Regions from separate parts of the Homo sapiens genome. Here region 2 is linked to region 1. A link is an interaction called in ENCODE POLR2A ChIA-PET data of the cell type or tissue named here. Cell type or tissue: OCI-LY7. All regions are shown on one strand.

Region 1 (2,500 bases):
CTCTCAGCCTCACTGAGCTTTGCTTTTCTCTTCTGTAAAATGGGTGTAATGACACCGATCCTATCGGACTGTTGTGGGCCGAGACCGTGGGTTCAGAACTGAAGATGGGGTGTGGCACATAGGTGGAGCTTGATGACAACTGTGAGTACTAGTCCTATAATATCACGGGGATGATCTCGTGAACTCATGTGAGCTACGCTGGGCTTCTTGGGGGCCTTGAGGAGGCAACTCCTGGGGGTTGGGACAGCTCTCAGCTGTCCTCATTACTGCCTGGCCCCAGATGTAGTGCATGTCCCAGCCCTTCCGGTCACCCCAGGAGGAGGCATTTCCCTATATAGGGTAGAGCAAGGGATGCGGCCCTTCCTGGCAGCCCTGTGAGGCCAGCAGACAGTCCCAGAAAAGGTAACCAAGGCTCTTCAGTGTGCCACATCTGAGGCCACCCCTGGGGCTTGGGCAGGGGACACAGGACTCCATCCCACAGAGAGGTCTTTAAGAATGGATGGGATTTAGAAAGGAAGGCTGAGCAAAGCCAGGGGTGGGAAGTGAGGAGGCAGGAAAAGAGGGTACACAGGAGACCAGCCTGGGAGCCTGGCGTGGCCCAACTGCTTGCAAACCCGCTCAGCATGCTCTAGGGGAGGCGGGGGTACATGCCCTGAGATTGCTTCTCCCAGGTTTGTCCCCTGGAGAAATCCCCATGCCTGTTCTGGAATGTTCATTCAGAGCACCAGGTTTATGAAAGCAAAATGGAGAAACAATGTAAATTAGCCAAAGGCCCATTGGCAGGAAAAGGAATCAATGAAATGTGGCATTTCACACACACACGGATGCCACACAATCCCAGCTTGATGAGCCAAAGCCCCCACGCGTGCATCCATGGACAAAACTCACCCAGAGAAGCAAGTGGCAGAAAAATACAGCGTGACACATAGATGCGGAATTCAGCAACAGCCATACCAGCCTGATACAGTGTGCAGGAAAACACATCTGTGTGCTGAGACCAGAAGGCAAAACGCATGACAAGCAAAATTCGGGGCCAACTGTCAGGGGCCAGGCGAGTGGAGGGCTCCCTGTCGCCGGCGATGGTGTGTTTCTTCGCTGGGGCTGTGGATGTGGATGTCTCATTGCTTTTTAATGTTTTTTAAACAGCTTTATTGAGGCATAATTTTAGATTCCATATGATTCACTCATTGTAAGATAACAGTTTGGTAAGTTTTAGTATATTCACAGCTGGGCACAACTTCAGAGCATTCATCACCCCAGAAGGTCCTTTGTTCCCATTTCACTGTCATCCCCATCCCACCCTGGCCCAAGGCAACCCCCAGTCTGCTTTTAGTCTTTATCATTCTATTATTATTATTATTATTATTATTATTATTATTACTATTTTGAGACAGGGTCTTACTCTGTCACCCAGGCTGGAGTGCAGTGGCATGATCATGGCTCGCTGCAGCCTTAAACTCCTGGGCTCAAGCGATCCCCCCACCTCCACCTCACAAGTAGCTGGGACCACAGACACACACCACCACGCCTGGCTAATTTTTTTTTTTTTTGTCTTTTCTGGTAGAGATGGGGGATCTCCCTGTGTTGCCCAGGCTGGTCTGAAGCTCCTGGCCTCAAGCCATCCTCTCACCTCAGCCTCCCAAAGTGCTAGGATTACAGATGTGAGCTACCATGCCTGGCCCTTTAATTGTTTTTTATACTTTAAAAGGTATATATTCTTTACTTTATTCTACATCTTAATTTATATGTATAATATATTCTTATATATCTCACGTGCATAATATATTCTACTAAAAGCTTTTTTTAAAAAAACAAAAGAAAAGGAGAACCAACCCAGTTTGAACTTGAACTTGATTTTCCGTGGGAAATTTAACAGGAAAAATATAGCAGACACTGAGACACGAGACTCTCAGGAAGTCCTATTCTACCTCCCCTGTGCAGGAATCTCCCAGAAAATTAACTGTGGCTTCTTATTTATTTATCGATTTAGAGACAGGGTCCCACTCTGTTACCCAGGCTGGAGTGCAGTGGCACAATCATAGCTCACTGCAGGCTTAAACCCCTGGGCTCAAGTGATCCTCCCACCTCGGCCTCTAGAGTAGCTGGGACTACAAGCGCACACCAGCATGCTCAGCTAATTTTTTTTTTTAATTTTTTTTTTTTTTATAGAGACAGGGTCTTGTTTCGTTGCCCAGGCTGATCTCAAACCCTTGGACTCAAGCTGTCCTCCCACCTAATCCTCCCAAAGTGTTGGGATTACAGGCATGAGCCACTGCGCCCTTCCAACTGTGGCTTCTGACCGGACACATTGCTTTGGGAGGCCCCTCCACTCTAATTATAGAACCACTATGAGCTTGTGAGACTATCTGTGAGCCAGTCCCCTTATTTTACAAATGGGGAAACTGAGGCACAGACAGGCAGTGACTTTAGTTTGACCTGCAACATGGGTACAGCCTCCCAAAGCCCCTGCCTGGGCCCCACACTTCCGTGCAGGCTCCTG
Region 2 (2,500 bases), 1.2 Mb after region 1:
GCCGGGCGCGGCGGCCTGATGGGCGCCATTTCGCGCGCTGCCCGTGGCTGGGGCGGTGGCGGCCGCCGCGCGCCGGGCGGGAGGAGCGGCAGGGGTAGGGGGCTGGGCGACCCGGCGGCCCACGCGGGCACCAGGAGGCCTCGCCCCGGACCGCTTCCCTCTTTCGTCTTTGTCCTGCGCGGGCGCCCGCAGCCGAGGGCCACGGGGTCGGCGGGGCTTCGAGGCCGCCCCGGGTCCCACCGGCTCCTCCGGAAGCCGCGGACCGGCCTGGCCCTGACCCCAGGCCGCCCCCCGCTGCCCACCCAGCTCTGGGCGCCCAGGTCCGACCTCCCAGTCGCCCTCTGAGAGCCGAGTCAGCGCGGGGCGGGGGGTCGCCCCCTTTGTCCTCACTCAGGGCGGGAGGCCCTCGGGGTGGCCGCAGACGCCCCGTTGGGCAGCCCTCCAGCCCAGCTCTCCAGGCAGGAGGTGGGGGAAGCCTGGGAAAGCGGAGGGGGGGCCCCGGGATCCCCCGAGGCGCGGGGCTCCCGGCGAAGCCTCAGATCTCCGGCCCTTCCCGGGGAGGGTGCGGGCGGGGCGGGCCTTTGGAAATGCAGATGAGCCGCCGCCCGGGCCGGGGTTGAACCTTCTGACTCAGCCACCCCCGGCCGCCCGGGCCGCTGGGGGAGGGGCGGCGTCTGGGGTGCTCCCTTTCAGCCCCGGAGCCCGTCTGCTGTGTATTCGGCCGGTCACATCTCTCTCCCCCAACGCCCTGATCCGCCCTCCACCTTCCTCTCCTCCAGGTTCTGGGCCGGAGAAGGGGCGACGTTCGGGCACCCCCCGAATGGACAATCTTTCCTTCTGTCAACGGCAGGGGCAGGCCTAGTTTGACTCTGACAGTCCTCCCACTAAGGTAGGTGTGAGTACTTGCCCAGACCGTGAGGGAGATTTGGGGGGCTCTGGCCTGCAGCCCAGGGAGGGCCGAACCCCAAACACGCCGGGCTGGTTCTGCGGCCCCGCCCCACCCCACCCCCCCCCCCCCAGCTGCGAGCGCGTAGGGCCGCCTGCTGGGCCGCCGGGGCCATCCATCCCCGTCTGTCAGCTTCTGTTGTCAGGCATTTGGGGCGTGTAAGTCTCTGCCGAATATAGCAGCATACGAGAGGATCCACTTGCAAGTATTTCCCAGTTGTGTGTTCTTCGGCGGGGGGAGGGCCCTGGGTGCCGCCTACTTCTGAAAGACACAGGTCACTGTCAGAAAGCCCAACTGTGCTGTGGCCTTCCCTCCAGCCGCCCCCGTGGGGCATGTGGGGTGACAGTGTGAGCCGTCCTCTGATGTCTGGCTGCTAGAGAGGCAAAGAACAGAGACCCGAGGTTCCGGCCACCTTTCTCTATGAAAGGGCCTTCCTTGACGCTTCTCCACCTTCCTGGGATTGTTTTCTTCTCCAGTCCCCGAATGGGCAGGCCTGTATATAAGCCTTGTTTCTAGAACCAGACAAAGCTGGATTTGAAACCTGGCGAGCCATTGAACAGCTATGGCCTTGCGTAAGCGGTATAGCCTCCAAGCCTATTTCTCCATCTCCGAAAACAGGGCTAGATCAGTGGTTCTTAGTCTGGAACCGGCATCAGAATCACACCGGAAGGGGGGCTCACTGAAAATGGACCACCGGGCCTGGTGCCCAAGTGTCTGATTCAGTGGGTTGGTCCTTAGGACTGGCATTTCTAACAAGTTCCCAGGTGAGGTGAGGCTGATGCTGTGGTCTGGGAACACATTTTGAGACTCCAGCCCCTAGCCTGGTAACACCTGGGGTTTTGACGCAGAAGTGCCACGTTCCACGCTTGGCACATAGTAATTGATTTCATTCTAACGCTAGCCGACTTCATGTATTGAATAGTTTCCCATCTCAGTGTCTAAGAAGCTCCACAGCTGGAGATGGCGGCCCTTGGTCTCGGAGCCCCCCTCCTTGTGATTTCTGCTTTGTGATTGCTTTGATGAACCATTTGGGTCCAGGTGCTCCTGATCACACCACCTCCCCTATTTGGGACTTGTGCCCCACTCCCGCTGTGAGGGCTACACCGAGCTCTGGGGGCCTGTTCGGATTAACAAGGAGATCTTGCTAAAGGTATCTTGGTGCTAAGTTAAGGGAGATAGTTCGCCATGGGCTAGGATCTCTCAGTGCTGGTGACCTTGGGTGAGTGTCTCCCTGTAAAGTGATAAGGATGCCTGCTGGAAAGGGTGGTGGGAGGATTAAGTGCGTTAAAGAGGCCCTCCTCCCAAGCTTTTAGTTGGCCTCCATTGTGATCGTGGTTATTGCTGGGAGTGGCTGCAGGGGGTGGGGGCTGGGCTGCCTCAGAGCTTCCCCCCGCACCAGCCCACCTGCTGAAGCACGTGTCCCTGCCTCAGGGCAAAGGGGAATCTGGCGCTCCCTGGGAAGGCGGCCAACGCGGTTCTCCTCTGGAGTGGTTGAGTCCAGCTGCAGGCCTTTCCCCATCCACAGGGGCTGTTCCATGATGGGGTCAAGATTTG

What was found. ChIA-PET counts read pairs that join two places held together with the same protein. Peaks named below come from ENCODE experiments on the same cell type or tissue, not always from the same donor. Only the 100,000 strongest peaks of a DNase experiment are listed, where the experiment ranks them.
Region 2: POLR2A ChIA-PET joins it to region 1 with 5 read pairs; 2 of 35 experiments call an interaction of 5 or more read pairs at or near these places.

Annotation. Positions count from the first base shown.
Region 1 is chr12:123,005,600-123,008,099 of GRCh38, reverse strand. All of the region lies in intron 6 of PITPNM2 (phosphatidylinositol transfer protein membrane associated 2), which reads left to right. Among named protein-coding and RNA genes, the nearest start is that of MIR4304, 3.9 kb to the left of the region's middle. In OCI-LY7, no CTCF peak of the experiment used is centred here; no DNase peak of the experiment used is centred here.
Region 2 is chr12:121,798,236-121,800,735 of GRCh38, reverse strand. LINC01089 (long intergenic non-protein coding RNA 1089) reads left to right here. Exons shown (of 4, transcript NR_152740.1): 3 at 780-889. It also overlaps a transcript of SETD1B not described here. Among named protein-coding and RNA genes, the nearest start is that of LINC01089, 3.5 kb to the left of the region's middle. RefSeq lists silencers at 1-295, 366-785, 816-865 and enhancers at 656-1,195, 1,196-1,735, 1,736-2,275, 2,276-2,500. In OCI-LY7, no CTCF peak of the experiment used is centred here; DNase peaks (open chromatin) are centred at 115, 615 and 1,105; H3K4me3 peaks cover 1,603 bases; H3K27ac peaks cover 1,444 bases.